2 separate regions of the Homo sapiens genome follow, and region 1 is linked to region 2. The links are chromatin loops, found by intact Hi-C in ENCODE. Cell type or tissue: Calu3. All regions are shown on one strand. Links, peaks and the distances in the headings refer to the core of each region. The heading gives the core; the rest is flanking DNA. Region 1 holds the start of SHH (sonic hedgehog signaling molecule). Region 2 overlaps LMBR1 (limb development membrane protein 1).

The links. Peaks named below come from ENCODE experiments on the same cell type or tissue, not always from the same donor. Only the 100,000 strongest peaks of a DNase experiment are listed, where the experiment ranks them.
Region 1: it touches region 2 in a loop (4-fold over the local background); 17 of 110 quality-filtered maps call a loop at or near these places.

The regions. Positions count from the first base shown.
Region 1 is chr7:155,808,070-155,820,703 of GRCh38, reverse strand. It overlaps SHH (sonic hedgehog signaling molecule), which reads left to right and starts at 8,241. Exons shown (of 3, transcript NM_000193.4): 1 at 8,241-8,881. The coding sequence starts at 8,582. RefSeq lists enhancers at 4,498-4,999, 5,298-5,941. In Calu3, for the core only: a CTCF peak has its summit at 5,245; DNase peaks (open chromatin) are centred at 2,988, 5,263, 8,489 and 8,893.
Region 2 is chr7:156,756,272-156,768,905 of GRCh38, reverse strand. LMBR1 (limb development membrane protein 1) reads left to right here. Exons shown (of 17, transcript NM_022458.4): 6 at 5,111-5,237; 7 at 5,730-5,798; 8 at 6,708-6,772; 9 at 12,441-12,513. Among named protein-coding and RNA genes, the nearest start is that of RNF32-AS1, 100 kb to the right of the region's middle. RefSeq lists a silencer at 3,493-3,695 and enhancers at 749-3,728, 8,697-8,991. In Calu3, for the core only: no CTCF peak of the experiment used is centred there; a DNase peak (open chromatin) is centred at 4,685.

The DNA of each region.
Region 1 (12,634 bases), core at 2,129-10,128, 950 kb after region 2:
ACCGTGACTAACTCTGAGGCCTGAATTTGTGTCCACCGCCTGGTGACACCACGGCTTGCCTGGAAACGTGGCCCTGCTGGGCTGGAGTGTGGTGCTTGCCGCGTGGAGCCTGCGGTCAGCCCTGGCCCCACACTGACCACTCACGACTGAGTGGTCCTGGGCAAAGTCACCTGAGCGTCCTGTGTGCAGGCGCCAGCTCCGCCCTGACACTGCACACTCCTCCATGGTCAGCTCCTTCTCTGACACGCTCCTGGGACGTCTTCCACAGGCACCCAGTGGAGCCGTGGACCGCAGAGGAGCATCTGTGGAACTAGATGGCCCCTCACGTGTGTGTAGTGCTTCTCCTGACCTGGCATGGCTGGGCCTGTTCCCTCCCAGCGGCCCTGTGAGTGGACGGTAAGGTCTCGGCGGGAGCCTCAGCCTCCTCCTCTGGAAAGTGGGGAAAGGGTGGAGGTCGGCCGCTCTGCAACAAGGGAGCATAGGCACTAAAGGCCCTGCACAAATTGAGCCCCACTCGGCAGTGCAGGGTGCTGCTGTCCAGGGGACGGGGCCTTTAAACTGTGCAAGGAGTCGTGGGGCAGGGCAGGGCAGGAACACCACTCTCAGGCACCCCTGATGCTCCCTCTTCCCAGAACCTCGGGACTACTTCCTGCCTGGCCCAAAATGCATGGCCCTGGGTACTGTGGTGTCTCTCTTCCAGGTCATCTCCTATTTCCATATGTCCAAGTGGGGCTCCCTCCTCTGTATTCCTGGTGGAGGGGGCCCTCTTTCTACCCTCCTCCCTCCCCTTACCCAATGATACACCCAAACAGAAAAGTGCTGAGCGCCACATGGAAGCTTCCGGAAGCATCACTGCCTACAGAGAGAGTCAGAGGGCAAGCTGTCAGCCAGGTCATCTGAATTTGATTTAAGGCCCTGCCACAAATCCGGCGTGTGATCCCAGAGGAGATATTTAACCTCCTTGTGCTTCAGTTTCCCCATCTGTGCAATGGTCCCTCCTTGAAAGGGTTGCTTGTATTAACACATTAAAATTTAATCCAAGAGCAATTCCAAGACATGGCCAACACTGAATCAGTATTACTATTACTATCACCCAAAGTTACGAGTTCCAACTTCCCTTCTCGCTGAGTGCAGCTGCCTGGTGAGATGGTCGATGCATAAAGCGCACCGGTCTGCCTGCCAGAGAAAGCTGGGATCTCTTTGCTGTGTTCCTTGACTGCAAGTCAGTGGTGTGGCTGGGAGAGGAGCCCCGGAGCCGCCCGGGTAGAATCATCACCCCTTTGTCTGAGCACACATCTCACAGCGCTGTGCTGCTGCCAGGCCAGGCCCCTGGAGCCCAGAGCCCTGCACGGTCTGTGGACTCCTCTCCCGTTGGGGTTCTGTGTGCGATCCCAGAGGTGCCCTGCACAGCCCCCCTCTGGAATGCTGCTTCTGTCCTTGTACCGGGAATTCCTCCACAGGAAACACAGGTCCTTCTCTATGCACCCCACAGCCCCAGAGAAAGAAACAAGCCACCAGCCACACAGTCAGGTGTGCCTGTCAAAAATCCCTAAACATGAGAATAACGTCAAAATTACAAGCACAAAACCTGGCAAATTATTCCTGTTCTAGCAGCTTTTTTCAAAGCCCAAATGTGTGTTCGGCCCTCAGTTTCCCTTTCTGTGCCCTTCTCCCACCTCTGGATGAACCCAGCCCCTGCCCCACACATTCTCCCTGCACCTGCGGTGCGCGGACCTCAGCCCCTAAATCTGCCTCTCTGCATCTGCTACCAAAACAGCCCTGGCCACTGATGCCCCCTGGCTCTTAATTTTGCACATTAAGAGGGAATTGGGCTGGATCCCCTCTCAAGAAAGCGAAGAAGGGAAATACTCCTTGGAGAGATGAGGTTGGGGGGGCTTCCATGCCCCTCAAGCCCCTGGGGCAGCGTTGCCCTGTCCCCCCGGGAAGCCGACCCAGCAGGTCCCTGTGGTGATACGTGGGTCCCCCCAGGGAGCACGCCGGCTGGCACTCACTCGAGTGAAGGACAGAGCCAAGGCCCCAGGGCAGGAACGGCTGCTGGAACCAGGCTGACCTCCAGTGTGGGCGGGGCCACGATCCAGTGGATGCCACAGGAAGGGGCAAGGAGGGGGTCACTCTTGGGTTCTGCCTTGTATACACGGCAAGAACTGGGGTGGGATGCGGGTGGATTCTTAGTTTTCTTCACTCTGAAGAGGGACTGTTGCATGAGTTCTCCTGAGGCTAAGACCAGGGGCTCATAGAACCCAGGGCTGAAAGGGCTTCTGGCGTTGGCACTGTTGATTTTGGCATCGTCGACTTCATACTCCCACATTGCAGATAAAGAAACAGACGTCTCGAGGGGCTGCGTGGCTTGCCCGGGAGCTTGTGGGTGGAGCCCTGAGGATCTCCTTAGTCCACACAGACCGCAACCCTCCTTCACCACAGCCCAGTGCACGGGGACATCTCCAGATAATCTCTGACCCTACAAGGATGTTCAAGTCTCTAGAAAATACAACCCTGAAGGGCCTTGGAGACCAGCACTCTGACTGTGGAGATCCCAGGCGACATGGGAGCCCACTGCTCTCAGGCCGAGTCATGACAGTTCCGTGGCCCAAGGGAGCATGGAAGTGGGCAGAGCAGAAGCGGGGAGGGGCACAGGGCACAGGGCACAGGGCACAGGAGCAGCCTCGGTGACTGATTCTCTCAGTGGAACTTGTGGCATCAGCTGCCAGCCCTGCCTGGTGGATCTCAGCTTAACTCTGCTCCTGTAAGGAAACAGCCTTTGTGCAGGAAGTGGGTAAGAACAGGCTCTGTGGCTTCACTCGTGGAAGAAGAGCAGCTATGGAGCCAGCCAGGGAACCCTCCTCCAATGGGAGTGGCTGAGCCAGGGAACCCTCCTCCAATGGGAGTGGCTGAACCAGGGAACCCTCCTCCAGTGGGAGTGGCTGAGCCAGGGAGCCGTCCTCCAATGGGAGTGGCTGAGCCAGGGAACCCTCCTCCAATGGGAGTGGCTGAGCCAGGGAACCCTCCTCCAGTGGGAGTGGCTGAGCCAGGGAGCCGTCCTCCAATGGGAGTGGCTGAGCCAGGGAACCCTCCTTCAATGGGAGTGGCTGAGCCAGGGAACCCTCCTCCAGTGGGAGTGGCTGAGCCAGGGAGCCGTCCTCCAATGGGAGTGGCTGAGCCAGGGAACCCTCCTTCAATGGGAGTGGGCTGAGCCAGCTTTGGGCAGTTCTGGGAAAAACTGCTCGCGGCAGTACTACCCCAGCACGCCCCAACACACAGCTTCATCCTCAATCCTCCGAGGCACCCCAGCCTCCAGGCACTGCATGTGTCCCAGTCACATTCACCCCTCACCGTACCCCCTCCACACGCTCTCCAGAAAGAATCTAAAGCTCACACATGCACACCCGCTGCTGTCTGAAGTTCTGCGTGCAGCTCCATGCCAGGCCCAGCCGGGCAGACGGGACCCAAGGCACACAGGCATCAAGCAGGACTGGGGAGCGTCCAGGGGCTGGGGGGCCAAGCAGACGGAGCATCCGGAGGCTGGGGAGTGTCCGCGGGCTGGGGGAGCAGCAGGGGGCTTGGAGCTGGCAGTTGCACCCACATCTCCCCCTCCCACGTTCGCTCCTGGGTTTTGGGATCCCCATCAGGGAAGTCAGCAAAGGAGAAATTCTGATTTGAGTGCTCGGGAGTGAGGCCTCAGCGCGGCCTGTCGGCTTTTTCTCAGCCCCCAGGTGAGGCCCATGTGCGCAAGGGTTTAATGCATTAACTGTCTGGGGCACCTGCCTCTTAACTAGGCTCCAAGATGGAAGCAATGATGGTCTTGTGGAAGGATCTCTAGGTAGCTGGGGTGCAAGGAGCAGCATGCAGACGCAGGGTCCCTTCCTCCCTGGGCACGAGGCCACCTGCCCACACTGTGCCTCCCTTTCCAACTCCCAAATGTAGCTTCAGGCTCCCCTGACAACGGTGCTAGAGCACTTTGAAACTGTACAGAGGCACACACCTGAGGCATTATTTAGACCTAAGAAGAGGTGTCCATTACTTAAAATGAAGACGAAGTGACTCAACAAAGGCAGGCAATGGTCTAAAGAGAGAAAATCAGCTCAAAGGCACACAGCAACATAGTTCAGGCTGCACGTTCACATCCGAGCTGATCGCCTGCCTTAGGATGTCTACTTCGACAGAGCTGGCTGTGTGATCTTTCCAGCGTCCCCAGAAACTGCAGGGTCCTCATCTCTCAGAGCCTGCAGCCTTCATGCATGTGAGCCGGGTCTCCACGGGGCTCCACGGGGCTCCACGGGGCTCCACGGGGCTTGGTGTGCAGGCGGACAGGCATGAGGGCAGGAATCCCAGTCACCAAAGTGTCTCCTGCACCCTGCTTCACAGAGTGGCCCAGGCCGGGAAGAAGCCAGGCTGCACCCACAGTCATGGGGCCTGTGGCAGCTTGGGGGTGGCCCCGTGCCCGCTGCACAGCACTACTGAGAAACGCTGCACAGTGGGCACCCAGCGTAGCTGGCTCCACATGCCAGCCATGGTCCCCCGAGGCCCTGTGTGTCTTGGCAGCTGCCTCCCAGCGGGCCTGCCCTCAGCGCTGGTGCCATGAGGATGTGGCTGCAGGAGTCCAGAGAGCCCTGCAGCCACCCCAAAGCTCCTGGGCTTTGGCACGGAGAGGACAGCATTGCCTCAATCCACCTGCAGCCAGGCCACAATCAGGGTGCTGTGCAGAGTGTGGCTGGATTTCCTGGGCTATCCAGAGCCTGAGCCCTCCAGGAAGCTGGAGACTCACATCCCCAGGGCCCGGGGATGGGGAGGACCATGGAGTTAGGGAAAGGGGGCTAAGGTGCAGAATCCCTCCCAAATTCAAAAGGCCCTGGATGCAATCACAAGAGAACTGGAGTGCAGAAGTTCCACCGGCCAAAACAGGGAAAATCCAGAAAGAAGTGGAGACTGGATGGCTGGATGGAAAGAGATTGCGTGGAATTACTATAAGGAAGAAAAATCAAAGGGGAGAAGGACATGAAAGATTAGAGGCCAACCCCAGAGACTAGAAACAGAGGCAGCACCTGGAGATGCCAGGCAGGCGGGCTCCATAACTGCAGAGCCCAGCGGGTACAAATCTGGGAAAGGAAAGAGGGGATGAGGGGGGCGCAGAAACTGCTGACGGGACCAGGGGAGGATGAACGAAGGAGGCTGCCTGGCTTCCGGGCCTCCCGACCTGGGACTGCGGGGATTTCCCAAACCGGCCAAGCCCGAGCCGAAGGCAGAGTGAGGAGGCCATCTAGCGGCAGGGGCCGGAAGGAGGGGCAGGGGCAGTGCCCAGGAGGGAGCCTGGGGGCTGGGGCAGAAGAGGAGGCAGCTTCTGTCCTCAGCAGGGATGCTGGGCAAGGGGTGGAGGTGGGGGAGGGTGGGGGAGGGAAAGCTGGAGGAAGGAGCGAGGGAGGGATGCGCGTGACCCCAAGGAAGAGAGGCAGAGCCCAGGTAGATGAATAACGGAGCCCCAGCATGTCCGGATGTCTGGCCTTGTCAGGGAGGCTGGTGTTTGGAGCCTCTGCTGGTGCGGGGAGGGGGCCAAATGGTCTGGGGGGGGGGGGGAAGGCAAAGAGATAGAGCCACCTGGCCTCTGGAGGGGAAGGCAGTGCTGGGCCGTGGGGAGCAGGTGGGATGGAAGGACAGGGAGTGAAGGGCGGGAGGGCAGAGCAGCAGCTTCTCTGGGGGGCTCAGTCAGCAGCCTGGTCTATAACTGGGATTGCTTTCTGCGCCGAGCTCCCCTCAACCCATGCAGGGGGCAGGCCCTCTGAACTTAGGCGTGGGGGCAGGCTTTCTGGCCCATCATTATTTCACTCTGGAGGATCGGCCAGTCTACAAGGGGGGCGGCCCCTGAGGTGCTCTCCAGGGTGTCTAGGGCTGTCTGGAGATGGAGGGGAGGGAGGGGGCCTCACGCCATCCCTTAGGGCAGGGAGGTTTCAGGAAATGCCCTGAGTCACCCAAGCTCAATGCCAAGCCACGTCTTCTCCCTGCGCTCTGCTAAGAGGGAGCTGACCGCACCTGGGGGCACCCCACGTCCAGCTGTGCCCACAAGGAACTCTGTGCAGCTCAGGCTTTTGCTTCCAAAAGCACACCCCACCCACCCTGCCCCTTGCAGAGGTGAGCTGTGTGCACATGCCACCTCCCGGCAGGGCTGCACACCCAATCTCTCAGGCCCCAGGGTGGCAACCCGTGTGGGGGGCCTTCTGCCTGCATTTGGAAGGGAGTAAGTAGCGGGGAAAGACAGGGGGAGGAGGAGGGACTGGGGCAAGAGGAGATGCCAAGGGTGGAAGGCAGGGCAGTCAAAAGTTTGCAAATGTCCCACTGGGCCAGGTCGCTGGTCCAGCCCAGGCACCACCCAGTGATGTGACATCCACATGCTGTGCAGGTAGACACATCAAACAGGCCGGCCTCCTCTGGAGAGAACACGGGTCCTGTTTTGTGTCTGTTTTTACTGGGAACGGGACAGGCAGCGCAGACACACCGCCTGGAGAATCCCTGGGCTCAGCTGAGCTCCAGCTCCGCTCAGTGGAGGCTGCCGGGGCCTGGTCAAGTGGACGCTGCTCCCCCACGGTGCTCTCCTCCAGGGATCACGATTCGTCACAAACCATGGAAAGGAACAAGAAAGAGAGGCGGGAAGGGGAGCCCGGGTCAACCTCCCCAAAGGCACCCAGGCCACCGAGTCTTGTTAACGCTCAGCCTCTCATGCCCAAGACAGATGTGTCCTAAGATGCTCCTCTCCTTCTCTCCCCCACCACACACACAAAAAGTTGATCTGCAAAGGGAACTTCTGGAAACTTCCATCGTTTGAGGGCTGAGCTTCACAGGGGTCCTCTCCCCCTCCACTCCAAGGGCCCGGGGTCAAGGGAGAGTGTTTAACTTCACAGGGCCACATTTGCAGCATCTGATGACTCCTCAGGGTCAGGATTTCCCCTCCACGTAAATAACCCTCACTCTCTAATCCTATGCTAGAGGAATCATTGCACATGAGTGGGATGGCGATTGAGAAGGGGAAGGGCATGATCTGTTTTTTTTTTTTTAAAAAAAAAAAGAAAAGCAGGGTTGAGAGGGAGCTTCAAATTTTATTTTCCTGGTTTACTTAGGACTTTTGAGTTTTTTTCCTTTTTCTGCAAAAAGTGAGGTGATTATAGACTCAAAGATTGCCACCTCCTGGGCACTGTGCCCTCTTTCTAGGAAGCCCCTCGTTAACCAGAACACTGTTCCCCCAGGGCCCCTGACCCCTTGGGCTGCAGCCCCTAGGACTGGTGGCTCCTGTGCCTGAAGACTGCTGGCCTGCTGAGCCCCCACACAAGGCCAGCTTTGCAAGGAGCCTGAATTCCACATTCAGCTCACCCCTGGCTCTGCACTTTGCTCTGATCGATCGTGGGGGTTGTGTGAGCACAGCTTCGCCCACTCGCCTGCCCCCCCCCCAACACCCTGCAATGGCCTCCACACACCCAGCGCACACACTGGCCCCCACTCTCTCCCCTGTGCTGGGGTGCAGCCCCCAGACCTGCTTTGCCCATCCACCCTGACGCCCGCAGTTCACTCTGTAACTGCCCTTGAGCACGCCTCCATCCCATTTGCAGAGCTCTACAAAAAAAAAAATGTATTAATTGAAGCACAATAAAAGAGCAGTATTTTTACATTTTTCTAAGGCACTTAAAGCATTTCAAATACCAGTGCTTTAAGTTATGGTCACTCATAATTATCCTCGGTCCACAGAGGCTGAGTCTTCAGGAGGGGCTCAGTCCTCTTTCTTCAAAATGCAGGGAGAGCCAGCCTGCACTATAAAGTCCCTGGGGAAGAAAAATTAAATAACAGCTGGGCAGCTGTGCCCCTCAAATGTGTGAGCGACTCTGTGCTTGATGACTGAAGCTTGCGGGGGTTTAAACTGTCCTTTAAAAACTTAAGTTGGTTTTAACTGAAGCACCTACCATTCCAGGGAAAGTCAGGGGGAAACGCAAGGATGTACACAAAGCCGGGAGTAACTGCTGTTACCACAAGACATGCGCTCCTCCCTCCCGCCCACCTTTATCTTAGGAAAGATTTTTTTTTTTTTAACTCGAATCCTTCAGGTGAAAATAAAGCAACAGCAGCAACAGAAAAAAAAAACGTAGTCTTCTTCAGGGTTAACATCAGAAGACAAGCTTGTGCGGCTTTGGCCAATCAGATGCGCCCCTGGCAGCTATAATATAGTGCTAAAGGCAGCCTCTCTCACAAGCTCTCCAGGCTTGCTACCATTTAAAATCAGACTCTTTTTGTCTTTTGATTGCTGTCTCGCGACCCAACTCCGATGTGTTCCGTTATCAGCGGCCGGCAGCCTGCCATTCCAGCCCCTGTCTGGGTGGGGAGCGGTGGAGAGTCCCCCGCAGCCGCGGCGGGCAAGGTTATATAGGAAGAGAAAGAGCGAGGCAGCCAGCGAGGGAGAGAGCGAGCGGGCGAGCCGGAGCGAGGAAGGGAAAGCGCAAGAGAGAGCGCACACGCACACACCCGCCGCGCGCACTCGCGCACGGACCCGCACGGGGACAGCTCGGAAGTCATCAGTTCCATGGGCGAGATGCTGCTGCTGGCGAGATGTCTGCTGCTAGTCCTCGTCTCCTCGCTGCTGGTATGCTCGGGACTGGCGTGCGGACCGGGCAGGGGGTTCGGGAAGAGGAGGCACCCCAAAAAGCTGACCCCTTTAGCCTACAAGCAGTTTATCCCCAATGTGGCCGAGAAGACCCTAGGCGCCAGCGGAAGGTATGAAGGGAAGATCTCCAGAAACTCCGAGCGATTTAAGGAACTCACCCCCAATTACAACCCCGACATCATATTTAAGGATGAAGAAAACACCGGAGCGGACAGGCTGATGACTCAGGTAGGAACCCAGCGCCGGGGCGTGGAATGTGTGGCTTTCCAGGGGGTTACGAGAAGCCGAACACTTCCAGACTTAACTCTGTTTGCTCTTCGGGCAGATAGGAAGGTGATTTCACCCGCTCCTTCCCCACCCACCTGCCCGCCCCCCATCTCTTCCTCTTCCTGGAGGAGAATGGAGGTCAAGGGTCCAGCTGGAGAAGTTTAGGGTGTGGTGGGGGTGAGGACGGTAACAGACGTGGTTCATTATGGCCCTGATTTGATGAGTCTTGCTACAATGGCCTTCCCCATCCTACCTCTGCCCTGGCTTGTAACTTGGGGAGACCTTCACTTTGGGGGCGTCGGCCCTTTCCAAGTCAGGAGTGGAAATGGAAGGAGAGGCTGGGAATCCCCCTCCCACAAACATGAAGTGGTCTCCTGGTACTGTACGAACGAACGAACGTAGCCTTGGGCATTGGAGCTCAGAGCCCCCACGTTTCCCGTTGCCTCTGTGGTTTTCTTTCCCACCACTACCCCCACCCTGCACCTCCCCACCAAAGAATTCTCAACTGGAAAAGCCAGGAGGCGGTTCTGACAAAAGGCAGGGGCTCCAGGGGAGACTCCGCCCGTCCCTGGGTGGCTGGCTGTATCGCAGAGCTGGCTTTGCGATTGCGTGTCCGCAATTGTGCCCATCAGAGTGTGAATGTATTGATATTTCTTTAAGGATGCTCTTTCGTTCTTCCAAGCCCGAGGTACCTTAGGGGAGGGACTTAGAACTTATTGGCATTGCATCACTTTAGTTTTCAACCTGCTTGCATAAGAATTAAGAGCGAATAAATATTAGTGTGGGGGGAGGGGAAGCTAAGCAAAATATGAATTCCTCTCTCTCTCCCCACCTCCTTTGAGATTTCTGAGCTGCCAATCTCCCAGCCAATTCTAGACTTTCTGAAACTCCATGCACGTATAACTGAAGCCAGAAATGGGTTTCCTTGCAAATATAGGTCAACATCCTTTTTATTGCCCTATTAAAATATTCAAGTCCTACCTTTAGGGCTAGGTGCGTACAGCGGCTGATGGAGTGGCGCTGGTGGGGCGCAAGTGCAGGGGGAGGGTACTGACGGCAGAGAGAGAGGAGCTACCTCCGTGCCGCCCTGCTTCCCGACCCGATTCCCAGGCTTGCTTGAGGCCGAGAAAGGCGAGGGGCAGGCAAGGTAGCCTGCTCCAGCTGTCGGAAGGGAGAGGAATGGGAAATGGTCCTGATTTCCTTGCTCTCCCTCATCTGCTCCCGACCACCTTAAATCTGGACCGCGAGTGTGGACGCGCGCGCCAGTGCCAGACAGCAGCGCGATCCACAATTAACTCTGCACGGGCCATGGGGTGCCCGTTGCGTGCAGCTGGCTGGAGGGAGTTCTCCGGCTAGCCCGAGGCGCCCATCCTCTCGTCACCCTCACTCCCCGCGGAGGAGGGGCCTTGCCAGGGTCCCTCGGAACCCGAGAGGAGGGAGGCACTGCGGAGAGAGCGGCGGGGGCGTGGATACCCGAGGTCCCAGAGCCAGAGTGGGTCAGCTTCTGCCCTGCTCTGCGGGAGGCCAATACCGCAGAAGGGGTCCTGGGCTCGCACACCTTCCCAGGGCTTGGGCCTTGCAGCCCTGCTGCAAAGCTGCAAGCGCACAGAGCCGCGCAGCGAGGCAGACGCCTGCAGCCCCACTTACTCCCGGGTTATCGATCCCCCGCGGCTAGGGTTTCAGTGCGCGAGGGGCTGGGCTGGAGCCGCCGGGCTCTGCTGCTCCACGCGCGGGAGCGCAGGCACCGCAGGAGCTAACAGCAGCGCCGGGCTCGCTGTAGTGTCCCCGGCGGCGGGGGCGCGGAGATGGGGGCGCCCGCGCAGGGGCCGGGGCGCATCGCGGGCTCCGCCGGCCTGCCCTGGGACGCGCCCCCATCCCCAGTCCGCCGCCTGCCTGGCCTCTAGGCCTCCGCGTCCCAGCCGGAGCCCCCAGCCCGGGGGCCTCCCCCCGACCCCCGTCCGCCCTGCCGGGGGACGCAGGGCCCAGCGGCCCCGCGCCCGGCCACTCTCGCCGCCGCGCGCACAGGCAGCATTTGAACTTCTGACCTTCTGTCAACTTCCCTCAGACGAACGAAACGAAAACAAATACTTTTTTCCTTGGGCAGTGGCTATTCCCGTTCCCAACACAAAAGGAGGGGGAAGGACGGCCCAAGTGGGGGTTGGGTGAGGAGAGCCAGGCCGGGATTATCAGGCAGACCCCACAAAGGTCCCCTAAAACCGAGGGGGGTAGGGGCTGGCAGTCTGTGAGGTATCCCCGGTTGATCCCTCCCCTACCTTCCTTCTCCCGATTCCAGGAGTTAAGGGTGGGGGAGGAAGGGATGGGGAAGGCGGAGGCTCGGGTGCTGAGGGCAGGGGCGGGGTGCAGGAGGCGGCAGGGGAGCCCCAGGCCGGCGGGAGGTTTGGGGAGCCTGCTCGGCCGCCCTCATTTTAAATAACCACCTAGGCTCTGCCCCAGGTGCGTGACCCTCTTCTTCTGTCTCCCTCCCTGTCTCTGGGTCTCTAATGTGACTGCCGCCCAAGTCCCTCAACCATGGCGAGATCGTCCCCAGTGGAACTTTCGGAGCAGTTCCGGAACGCAGGAGCTGCCGGTTAATATTAACCCGGGAGAGGAAAGCGCAGACAGACACGCTCTCCCCGCGCGGGCCTAGGTGCCAGGCGAGGGTGCTGGCGGCCAGGGGGCTCCTAAGGGGCAGGAGGCCAGAGGGCCGGATCTGAAGCCTGGAGTGGGGTCCCGAGCCGCTACACTAAATAGATTTAATGTGCGCTCTGGGGCCGCCAGGAAAGACGCTCAGGTATGGGGTTGGGGAGGGGCTGTTCCACCAAGCTTGGGGGAAAGGACAGTGGAGAGAGGTGCGTTTAGGGGCTGGGGCTGTCTTGAAGCTGGGACGCCCCCGCCCCCGCGCTGGGGGAAGCCCACCGGCTGCTGGCGGTGACACTCGCCGGCGCGGCTCGCAGATCAGGGAGGTAGGCGGGAGCTCAGGCGTGGGGAACAACTTGGCCTCCGCCGACACAAAGCCCGGCCCCGGCGGCCCTGCTGGGCTTCACGGTGGCTGCACAGAGTCGGGCTTGATTCGCGGCACACGACCCAATGAATTAATAACCGGCCTGGGCTTCCCGGCTTTGCCTGCGACAATCCCGCCCAGCGCGGGCGGAGGAGAGGCCGCCAGCCGAGGCCGCGCGGAGCCCGGGCCGGAGGAGGGCGCAAGGGGCGGGGGCGCCAACTCCAGCAACCCTCGGCCTCCGCCCCTCACTCGCGCAGCCACCTCCCGTCGCGGCCCGGCTGGACCCGGGTCTCCCTGCCCGGGGTCCTCCATGCCTGCCCAAGTGGCGCAGCTCACAGAGCTGGGGGCCAGGTCATCCTCACCCTGCCGCCCTCTCCCTGGCTGCCCTCCTGGGAAGCTGTTTAAAGCTTCTTCGGCACAGCCCCAGGGGAGGGAGCTGCGGTGGGGTGGGGGGCTTGCATGGGGGTCCCTGTGCGTGTTGGTGGTGTGCGCCTGCGCGCAACGGGCCTCACATCATAGCTCTACACTGACCCTGGTTTACTGATTGATTTTCATGTAAAACGCGTTCAATCCTCAAGATGACCTCACTCAAACTCTGCCCTTCCGACTTTTTTTTTTAACTGCTGGCAGGCCCACAAACATGCAGGCACTGACCTGTTACCAGGGCGGCCCCCAGCCCTACCCCACCCCCAGTTGTTGCATGTTGAACTCTA
Region 2 (12,634 bases), core at 876-8,875:
CCGAGTGGACTCCTGAGAAAGGACAGCTGTGAATCTGCTGCTCAGCTCTTGTTGAAATGGATTACCCAACCTGTGGGGCCATGTGACTCTCTAGCCTGGCATCCCTCTTCTGGGGTGGAACAATTTAGATTCCATGTCCAGTAAAATGGAAGAAGCTTAACAGGCCTCCTAGCCAAATAAAAATGGTCTCTTCCAGAGCTCAACCTGCCTGGCGCTACCTGGTATCAAGGTTTCATGTGAAAAAGTGGCAGATACCTCCTGGGGGAAACCCTATTTCCTAATCCACTGCTGAAGCCAAACCACCCAGTTAGGCCCTCAATCCCCTGAGCCCTCCTAATGTCGAGGCTGGGCTCTCTGACCTTTGGCTGCATCAGAAGCTGATGGTATTCACTGAGTGGTGGCAGCCCATCACAATGGAGGCATACTTAGGAATTTTTTATTTTTAAAATTCTAAATGAATTTCTTATCAAATTTGCATAAACATGCTAAATATAATGAATAAAGGTTTTCTGTTGTATTTATTTATTTACTTTTTTGTTTTTTTTTGAGACCGAGTCACTCTGTTGCCCAGGCTAGAGTGTAGTGGTGCAGTCTTGGCTCACTGCAACGCAACCTCCGCCTCCCAGGTTCAAGCGATTCTCCTGCCTCAGCCTCCCAAGTAGCTGGGATTACAGCTAATCTTTGTGTTTTTAGTAGAGACGGGCTTTCACCATGCTGGTCTTGAACTCCTGACCTCAAGGGATCCATCCCCCTTGGCCTCCTAAAGTGCTGGGATTACAGGTGTGAGCCACTGTGCCCAGCCTCGTTTTCTGTTTATTTAAATATTGTATAAAGAATAATAACAATGAAGCGCTATGTACTCACCAGTTAATCTAAAGAAATAGAACATAATAATATAGTGGATAGTAAATTTCTTCAATATGAAATGTCCTACTTTATCCCATTTAATGTTTTTTGTTTTGCATTCTTCTGTATTTAAACCAGACTCCTGTACATTTTTAAAAAATTAAACAATAATTTTTAATCATTTTCACTTTTTTTAGTATCACTTTCGTTTTGATAGGTCTTAGACAGTTAATTGTGTTTTTTGACCTAATTTGCATATATAGTTATAGTAGATATATTTGGTTTTTATCATTTCCTGTTTTCGTATTTTATATATTTTGTTATGTTTATATTTTGCTAAACTTGATTTTCTGTTTTTTACTATATTAACTATTACATTTTTGTTCTGTTTTCTAGTATCTTAGTAATATTACTTTTGATACTAGTTACTATTACTGTTACTAGTTTTATTATTTTGATACTAGTAAGATTAGTGGTAACCTTAAGTTTTTAGTAGCATTATTTAACTTTAATTTCTCTGCTGTCAGTAAAAAGTGAAATATTATCGTTTTAAATGACCCCTATTTAAAATGGAATTTTTTCTTTAACTCTTTTTTTCTCATCTGAATGTCACTTCTTAATGTATAAGATAATAAAAAATTATTAAATGATTTATCTTTCAAAAATATTTTTTGGCATTGCATTTTAGTTTATAACTATATATATCGTTATTTATATTTCTCTTTATTTAGAAAAAATTTGTCATTGTTCACCAACAATTCCGTGCAGTCACTTCACAGTCCTTTGTGAAGGACCAGGTAGGATGGTGACGTGGGCTCCTGTACTCAGCAGAGCCGTGAGTTTGAGTCCGTCTGCTTCCTAAAGTTCCCCTGCATGCTCAGGGGGGTCTGTACGGCTTTTACACCCCTGAAGGACAGGGAGACCCCCACTTTACCCCATCATCTTTTTTCCTAAGCATCTGAGGTCAGAATTGGGGGAGGACAGTTGAATGAGCATGGCAAAAGCGACTGGCCCACACCGTTAAGCAAGGCGCGTTTCATTTTGAGTGGCTAGTGGCTACTCATGGCTCAACCAAATTTGTAATGACATCAGTTTAGGCATTGGTCTACAGCCTCATTCCTGACGCTGTTTATTCAGCTTTGGGACTCCTTGAAATAGCAGCTGTACCCACAGGACCTTTTACCTGGTGTTGCATGGCTCACAGTTCACACCATCATGATGACATTCCTTCATGCTTCCGCTCAGAGGAGAGGGAGTGACAACCTAGCCAGCAGTGGGCTCAGCCTCACTGCTTACCTCAGCCTGCAGACTGTCACCAGCAGCTAGGACTGCTTGGGGTCCCTGCTCCTCCTGCTTGCCCACCACTTGGGTGAGCACACTCACTGCTATTAATAGATCCCAGGAGTCTTCTCATATCCCTTAAGCCAATCTGCATGGGCCCCTCCTCTTTCTTTTCCAGAAAGCCATCTATTAGTCCCCTATCCTTGTTGCCAAAAACCGTCAAGAACTGTGAAAAGTCTGAGATTTTATTCTGCTTGCAAACTAACAAGTTAGTCTCCGAGTTTCATGGATGCTAGTTGTAAACCTGAGATGTCTGGGTCAGAGACAAAGGACTTGGTTATGCACAGCACATAACCGAGTGCACAAGCTTCCTTTTGGTGCCAGTTGCCCTTGAACCCAAGCCCCACAGTGGGCCTGTATCACAGCTGGGGAACCCACCATATTTATATCGGGCTGCAAGCAACCCTGTCTAACCTTTGCTTGGAGGTGAACATTGTGCTACCAGACAGTAAACAAACCTCTCCTTTGCTTCAGAGATACACTATCTCTAAATCCCAAGGCCATCTGCTGTACGACCTTAAGAAGACAGTTCCAAATAAGGTCTGTCCCTGCCTCTGCTTGTGAGATGTACAGAAATGTGAGAGCGCCGTGGAGATTGTCTCCCAGCACCCAGGCACATACCTGAAGAAAACAAGTTTAATTACTAAGAAATAGTTCTTACCAGAATATCAAAGGAAGTCTAAATTTTATGGTGATTGATTTCCCAACACTGATTATCATCCTAAAAATTATTGTTACAGTGTTATAATTATTTAACATTACAATGACAACTTCTTTTGGACAGTGGGTTTTAAATGGTTCCAAGGAGCTGACACTGTGTAGTTCATATATTGTAACACTTCAGACACTATTAACACTGTTTAGCTCATGTATATTACAGGTATAATGCATGTGTTATTTGTTTTGGGAGCCCTACTCTTTAGTTCATATATTTCTTAGGGGCTGGTTGGAGGCAGGGAAAGACAGGATTGAGAGAGTGTAACACAAACGCTAGAACAAATCTGCATAAACGTGCAAGATATAATTTTATCTCCTTTTGTCTGTTTATTGATAGACTTTCCATAAAATATTTAGTGTGTAATAAAAAGGATTTTAGAAAGAGAGAAAAGGAGGGGAGGAGGAAGAAAGGAAGAGAGAAGTCATTGTTAAAGGTGGTAGATTATGTTTTGGTATCTGTATTAGTCTGTTTTCTGTCTCACACTGCTATGAAGAAATACCTGAGACTGGGTAATTTATAAAGTAAAGAGGTTTAATTCACTCTCAGTTCCACATGGCTTGGGGTGCCTCAGGAAACTTACAATCATGGCAGAAGGCACCTCTTCACAGGGTGGCAGGAGAGAGAATGAGTGCCAGCGGGGGACATGCCAGACGCTTATAAAACCATCAGATCTCATGAGAACTCACTCAATATCATGAGAACAGCATGGGGGAAACCACCCCTATGATTCAGTTACCTCCCACTGGGTCCTTCCCACGACACATGGGGATTATGGGAATTACAATTCGAGATGAGATTTGGGTGGGGACACAGGCAAACCATATCAGCATCTTAAATAGTTTGAAAGTTGTGAAGTGGAAGTTCAAAGGACTCTTCAGTAAAGTAGTAGTGTGTTTTGTGACTATTCACATTTCATCTCCTGTGATTAATAGCTACTTACTATGAGATCTCATGTGTTAAAATACAAGCCTAATTCATTCTGGTTCACTGGCCTCCCATGCTATGAACACTTAAGGTGAGCTGACTCTCAGATTTGAGGAAGTGTTTTAAACTTGCCAAATGCAGCCTTGTGGTAAGTCTGCGATATTGTTGAAGGACTAGTAAGAAAAAGTCACTTCACCTCAGAGGTTATCATTTAGGGCTAGGTATACCTCTCCATGCTTTTAGGACGTTTTCTTTCCTTTCTATTGAATTTGAAGAACTGGGGTGCCGTGATTTTAATGCATCCTATTCCTGCAATTCAGAAACTAGAAAGTAATACTTAGGACAAAATTGAAATAAGTGTATGTTTTGGAATTTTATAACTCATATTTTTATGTTAAATGTGGAATGAGATAACATAATTTATTGAGAAATATGGATGTATTTATAATTTTGTTGGTTGTGTTAGATAATTGTAGGTTAGTGCATTGCAGTACAAAATATCAATATGATGCTTTAACTTATAGGTGCAGATTCAATCATTGGGTGATTTTTTGGGGAGTAAAAGCGGTTTCTTTTTTTGTCTTATCCTGCAGTTTTTAAGTTTTAAAAGTCTGGCCTTTAGTTTGGTCCTGAAGTCAGAATTTGTTTTACATTTAAAACAAAGTTGTGCATAATGATTATATTATTATATTCTTGTCTCATGGATTAATGAAAATTCTATATAATGTGAAGAAAAGCATCATATAGAACTGATAAAAGCAGTATCTCTATAGTTTATAATGCTGGATTACAATGGACAGTTCTTCAGCGGCACAGTAGAGGGCTCCGGAGGCTGTGAGGAGCACCAGAGTCCATGCTAGAGAGAGCCGGCGCTCTCCAGCAGCTCGGAGCATTGTGGCGCACCAAGTTCAGTGCTCACTGAACTGTTTGGCTCTGTGCCATAATTAGCCTTCTATTCCCTTGATTAGAATCACGGATAGAAATTCATTAATCTGCTTTGTTAGTGGAAAGTGTTAGGAAAGTAATTGTTAAAAATGGCTCTGCAGATGTTTTTTATGAAGAATTTTTTTTGTGTTTTATCCAAGCTTAATAATATTTTCCATAATTTGAAAAGTCAGTCTAAACATTGTAAACCATAAGTACCTAGTGTTTTTTTCCTTTTAATAAATATAAATTTCCTCTCCTTCCAAGGGATTATTTTATGCTTTCATATAGGCAGAAACCTTATTGTTCATGAAATGAAGTAAAATACTAAAATTATATTTCTACTCTATTTTTCAGGGAATCCGAGCCCGCATTTTAGAGACTTTGGTCATGCTTCTTCTTCTTGCGTTACTCATTCTTGGGATAGTGTGGGTAGCTTCAGCACTCATTGACAACGATGCCGCAAGCATGGAATCTTTATATGGTATGGATTTCCTTGTTTTAACCAGTTTCCTTACTGGAAACTGTAGTTTGGGATATAATTACACACTCAATTTTAAAAACATTTAAATCTTTGTGTAGTTAACAAAGATGTTTGATGTTAATTTACAGAATTAAGAAATCTTTAGATATTTTTATCTAAAAATGAAGTTTTATTTATTTTATATGTGAAGAACAAGTAAGCAGCTTTTCAGATTTTTTTTTTTTGTTTTTGTTAATTGGTTTCTGTTCTTCAAATTCCGTGGAGACATTTTTTCTCCCTCCAGACAGGTTTTGCTAAAGGGTTACTTCTTGGTTTTCTATTTTAGATCTTTTTATTGTACAATTTAGAAATTATATGGCTTAATAAACTAAAATAGGCAATTACAATGTTTACATGAGGTACAGTCAGCCTCTATCTTATCGTAAGATAGACTGACTATCTTAATGTGCAGTATTTTGGATTTATTAAAATATATTTACTTTTTTTTAATAGATCTCTGGGAGTTCTATCTACCCTATTTATATTCCTGTATATCATTGATGGGATGTTTGTTACTTCTCTGTAAGTATTTTTCAGACTTGATATTAAGAGAAAAGTAGAGTTGTCCTTATTCTGGAAAATTCAGGGAAGTTTTCTGATGAGATTTCTTAACTATTTGGATTTTTTTTGAGTTCGCCTTAACTATTTTTATTCAAAATAAATTTTGATAAATGGAAACTTTGAAATAATAAGATGCTTTTATTGTTCTCTAAGGAAAGCTTCTTCTACTGGGTTGTAGAGTGAGACAGACGGACAGACACACACACACACACACACACACACTCACACTCACACACTTTCACACACTCATATACAGTCATACTTACATACACTGACACACAAACCATGTGCACACTCATACACACATGCTATAGCCTCACCCCCATACCTGTCATAATGCTAGATTCTACTTTTAAATGGAAATGGTAGAATTATGTATGATAAGTTTGTGGTTTTTTAAAAGTTTGTTTTGTTTTACTTGAAGCATCACAGCCTATCTCAGGGATAAGTAGATAAATGTAGTTTAAAGGACTTAAGACTATGGTTGTCACCTTTAGATATTCTTGTTTGTTTCTCAGTCCTATTAATACTTGAAATTTAACCTGTTCTTTGCTAATTTTTCTTTATTTTAAGCAAAAGTATTTATTATTATTCAACTGCTAGAATCTTGAATATTATTCTAAGCCTTTTTTTGTTGTCACATATCTTTCATAACTAATTACACCTATCCTGCTCACATGGCCCCTCTAGCTTCTTTATTGATGATGGTGAAGAGTTCTCTGACAAAACACTGACAATCTCAGTTGGAGAGAAGAATGTTCTTAAAATGATAATCCTTGAATTTCCCTTATTTTTACAGTCTAGTTGTTTATCTCTTTCTCCAAGCTCTATAATGTCGCTTTCTGTCTTTTGGTGATCTTATTTCTGCAGTGTGTACACCAGTTGGCCTTTCTCGTATGTTCACAGTGATGGGTCAGTTGCTAGTGAAGCCAACAGTAAGTATTTAATTATAAATCATTTTGTTTATTAAATAAATGTGTTTACATTTGATTGTCTTTGATATTGTGAGCTAGCATTTAGAAATAGAAGAAGAATATGTTTTGTATGTTTATCACTCAAATTGTTGTTTTATTAAGTTTTTTTTTTTTTTTTGAGACAGAGTCTTGCTCTGTCGCCCAGGCTGGAGTGCAGTGGTGCGATCTCGGCTCACTGCAGGCTCCGCCCCCTGGGTTCACACCTTTCTCCTGCCTCAGCCTCCCGAGTAGCTGGGACTACAGGCCCCTGCCACCTTGCCCGGCTAATTTTTTTGTATTTTTAGTAGAGACGGGGTTTCACTGTGTTAGGCAGGGTGGTCTCAATCTCCTGACCTCGTTATCTGCCCACCTCGGCCTCCCAAAGTGCTGGGATTACAGGCGTGAGCCACCGCACTTGGCCTATTAAGTTTTTTGTTTAATAGAACTTTGGTTAAATTTCCAGTCTTTGGAAACCAAATTTGGTTTTGCTTTTAAAATACTAACTATAGGTGCATAGGTAAAAATTCCTCTAGCAAATTTTAGGACAAAATTTACAAATATTTACAGGTATTTTAGGTGTCCATTGCCTAATATCAAAAAGTACCTCTATTATGTTTCAAAATTTACATGTATGCTTTAATTTACAAAATGGTTATATTTCTGAAAATTTGTCTGCATATTGTGTCTCGATTAATTGAAGCATACTTTACCTTTCATCTTAGAAACACTATATATTAGTTTTTAAATGATTTTCAGTTGATTGTAATTCTAATGATTTGTCGCTTTCTTTGGTCTCTATTTTGTCAGATATTTAATTATATAAAAACGATTTCTTAGCTGCCCCTAGGAAATCTGTCACTTATTTTCATGGATCCTCACTGCCTATGAACTCAAGAGTAAACTACTTACATGTTACAAAGCCTTTCACAGCCTGGTCCACACTCAGTTTTCCTCTAGCTGTCCCTGTGTTTACTGTCACTCTAGCTCATGAGCGAACTTGCTGTGCTCTGAATAGGCTCTATGCATTCTGTCTCCAGGACTGTCTCTTTCCCTTCAAGGCCTCTTACCTGCTCCAGCTACCTAGCAGCCTCCTACGGCCTAGCTCAAATATCAGCTCCACTGTCTACATAGCTTTGAACGTTGCCTTGCTTCTTCAAGGACAAAGAATTAAAGTCCTTTCTTTGCATTTCTCATATTCCCTTTTGTTTCTGTCTCACTAGTAATACTTATTAAATCGTTATAGTTATGTGTTTGTCTTCCTTGTCATGATTCATTTAGGGAAAATACTGAGGAAGTGTTATAGGGGCTATACTTTTAGTAAATGCTTGCTTAATTTTGAAAATCATAATATTTTTATATTTTAAAGATGAAGTTTAATTTTTTATTTTTAAAAAATGCGTAAATACATTTTACAAAAAGTATGTAAATGTTGTATACACACTTGTGTACCACACACATGCTGCCAAGTCTTGAAATTCCTTTCCCTTGTAAAGAGGTTTTGGGACATTGAATTCATTTAGTTTCTTCCTACATTTGTTGTTGTTTGTTTGTTTGTTTGGTCTTCTTTCTCCTTTTCTGCTTCCTGACCCCTAACTATAGGCAAATGTTTAAAGTTCCATCATTGGTCTAAATTTCTATTAATGCTCTGCTCCTAAACCATCTCTGCCATTTCCACATCACTTTTAAATGCCTAATTCTAATGAGGAAAAGACAATGGAAACAAATTCCAGTACATTTTAAGTGCTATAATTGAATACCCCATGGAGCTGAAAACTCAACGTATATAAAACGAAACTACTTACTTAGCTCCCTTCCCCAAGCTAATTTTTCTCCTTAACTTGTCTCTTATTAATGTTAAATATAGTGAACCCCAAGTTTTTCCTCAAAGAATCAGTATGTCAGTGTGTTCAGCTCTCTTCTTCTTCGATTCTCCATTTTAAAGTTTAACTTCCTGGTTCTCTTCTCCCCCTTGCCTCTGGTTTCAGTAAACAACTTTCCCACCAGTCCTAATCAGTATTTCACATCTGTTCGCTGGTCACCTGCTCCATCCTGACTCACCCCTGGTCACCTTCTTTGACCTGAGTCACCCCTGGTCACCTGCTTTGACCTAAGTCATCTTTAGTTACCTGTTCCTAACTGTCCTTCCTGCTAGACTAGTCACCCTGCCACTCTGGCTCATATGCCTGCTCCCTTTAAAATAGCCAGTCGGAATTAGCTTAGACTGTGTGGTCCAACCATTGTCAATAGGGGAACGACACACTAGTAGGGCCCTGTGTCAGAAATAAGAACTCCTTCCCCTCCCCTGTGCAGGTGTGCTCTCTCCATTACTCCATTTGCCAGTCGCACCCTTCTATAGAAGTAAAAATTGCCTTGCTGAGAAAATTAAATTTATGTTCGAGTGCTATTTCTTTGCAGCACCAGGGAACGAGCATTTTGCATTTCTAACATTAACAGTATCCTCAAAGTCTTGTCTTTGTTTCTTTTCTTGTTGGTAACATTCAGTAATAAAGATTATTTATTGAGTAATTGAGTGTATTATATATGCTAGCAATAAACACTATATTTTACACACATAATTTCATTTTATCCTGATGACAAACCTATAAGTTAGATAGTAGTATTCTTATTTTATGGCTAAACTAATGTCATTTCAGGAAGATTAAGTAGCTTGTACAAGATCAGAGATCTATGAGGGGGCAGAGTGTGAACCCAAGAGGCTGGTTTCATACCAGAAGCTGGTCTGCCATTCTATTTTGCTGTAAGCTCCAGAGCTGTAAAACCGATTTGTTTGCTGAGTGGACTTTACCCCTCCACTTCTGTGTTCTGCTTACAGTTTCCTCTAATTGAAATGCCTTTCTTTTGGTAATTTAAGCTGTCAGATAAGATGCTACTATGCTACTACCATCAAAAACACTGGTCGAAACTTTTGTCTCCCCATCTGGGAATAATTTTTCTTCCTTTGAACTTTTGTAATGTTTTATTTAAGCCACGGTTATGACTTTAACAAATCTTCTAATTATTTTTTAAATTCATCTGCTCTCTTCTGCTACACTAGAATATCAGCTGTTTGAGGTCAAGGACTATGTCTTACCCATATTTAAGCCCCCATTAGCCCATAGTAGTTGAGTATAGGGTTTGAAGGCACGTAACATTTCTTTGGTAACCCTGCTTCTTGGAATATAAAATGGAGATGAGAACAGTCTGTTTTTCGTAGGATTGTTGTAGAAATCAAGGAGGATGGTGCTCATAAGAACTTAACACAAATATATGTGTGTTATTTACATTGTCACTGCATTAGTCTATTATGCATTGGTATAAACCTGAGGCTGAGTAATTTATAAAGAAGAGAGGTTTATTTGGCTTATGGTTCTGCAGGCTGTACAAGAAGCATGGCACTGGGACCTGCCTCTGGCTAGTGCTTCAGGAAGTTTCCAGTCATGGCGAGAGGCAAACGAGGAGCATTTGTGTCACAGGGCAAGAGAGGGAGCAGGCGAGAGAGAGGTCCATACTCTTTTAAACAACCTGCTGTCATGTGAACAAATAGAGCAAGAACTCAGTTATTACTGTGTGGACAGCACCAAATCGGTTATTCATGAGAGATCCACCCCCATGACCCAAATACTTCCTACAGGGTCCCACCTCCAATACTGGGGATCAGATTTCAACATGAGGTTCTGAAGGGACAAATATCCAAACTACATCAGTCACTCATTCACACTAAGACATACCCGTGGTGATAAGTAATTCTTGGACAATTTGCATAAGAAAGATAAAAATCCTTTTGTATGCCTTAGACCTTATGTAAAAACTGTCAATTCTGATCCAGATAGTAGAAAGTGAAAAGAAGTGTTGATGGGAAAGGAACTTTGGATCAAGGCCCCCAAGGACCTGGTCCCAGACATGTGGGTTTTCTCTGGGATTCCTCTCCCCTAACCCACTGCATCCAGGAGATCCTCTCCGTGTACCACTCTTTCTCCTCGGGAGTAGCTCACATTCCAGCACTTGCCACTCATTTCAGCCTAAATGTTCCCTCTTTGGAGAGGGCTTGCTGGCTGGCCATTTAGGTATCTCTTCCCCTTTTCTTCCTATTCCTTTCTTCCTCATAGGATGGTCATTCTTTGTCATTATTTGTTTGTATATTTATTTGTTTATTACTGTTGATTATTATTTTAGTATTTGTTTTTTCTCACCTTCCAAGTCAGGCTTCTCAAGGATCGAGTTGGTATGTGTGCCAGTGATGAGTTCAGTGCTAGGTCATAGGGGACCGTAAAGATTTGTTGAAAGGCTGGGAATTATTGGATTGCTTCAAATAAATTTCACATCAGCTGTATAAATTGGACATCTGACAGGGATTGCATGATTTGAAAATCTGTTTTCTGAAAATACTTTAAAGTCTGAAAGGAGATGTATATATGGTTTCTGTCTTTTTGTCCATTAGCTCCTCACAATTTATTTTTTTTGCTGAGTGTGAGTAGTTTGGATGTGAGGATATGGAACACTGATATCAGCTCTAGACTTCTTTGAGATTTGCCCTACAGCTACGAAGATAATAAGGATCCTCTCAGAAGGATAGCTATGTTAACAAAACTAGAATTAAATCAATTTTAGGATTTTTAACAGTGCAGACAATATCCCATACAATTGGTAAATTATTAGTATGGTTTTTTCTTTTGAACTACTGTTGTTTGACTTGGTTTGTATGTAAACATACCACTTCTCTAGATTTTGGTCTATTGGATGATTTTGATAATACCAATCTTTAATATTCATGGAGTGTTTTTAGTACATAAAGATGATATAAATGGAAAGTGTTGCATGTTACTGATGTAGTTTATGGATTTCTTGTTTTAGACATTATGTAGGTAAATGTAAATGAGAAAACAAATGTTGGACTGGGTGTCTGTTCCTTCTATCTCTAAAATATTGGCTTGGGCCTATATTTACTGTAGTTATTTACCGTAGTTAGCTTTTTGGCTGTTTAAAATTGGTACATGTAGGCTGGGCGGGTGTGGTGGCTCACTTCTATAATCCCAGCACTTTGGGAGGCTGAGGCAGGCGGATCACCTGAGGTCAGGAGTTCAAGACCAGCTTGGTCAACACGGTGAAACCCGTCTCTACTAAAAATACAAAAATTAGCTGGGCATGGTTGTGTGTGCCTGTAGTTCCAGCTACTAGGGAGGTTGAGGTGGGAGGATCGCTTGACCCCGGGAGGCAGAGGTTGCAGTGAGCTGAGATTATCGTACCACTGCACTCCAGCCTGGGCATCAGAGTGAGACTGTCTCAAACAAACAAACAAACAATAATAAAAAAATTCATACATGTAGCCCACATCTCAGAATGTCACTAAAAAACCCCAAAATTCATACATTTGTTGGCCATTGAGAAGAGTTCCTTAGTTTAATCCCTTAAACTTTAAAAATATCCAATTTAAATGTATATAGGGTTTGTGATAACTTTTGATGTGTTTGGTTATATACTAAAGTATTTGTACTTAATTTATAAATAACATAGTTGGAGTTTTTTTGTTTTGTGTTCTTAGAAATTTGAATGAATACGTTACCTAAAATAAATTGACCAAATAGCCTAAATGGTCTCATAAGCATTCGTTTTATAACGTTGAATTATTGAATAGTTTTATCTTTAAATTTAGATTCTTGAAGACCTGGATGAACAAATTTATATCATTACCTTAGAGGAAGAAGCACTCCAGAGACGACTAAATGGTATGTTTATATTACATATTTAGACGGGGATAAAAAAATCTTTTTAATTTCAAAAAGATAGATAATTGAAGAGAAAAAATATAAACCTCTCTGAATCTTGTGCTGCTACAAGAGGAGAACA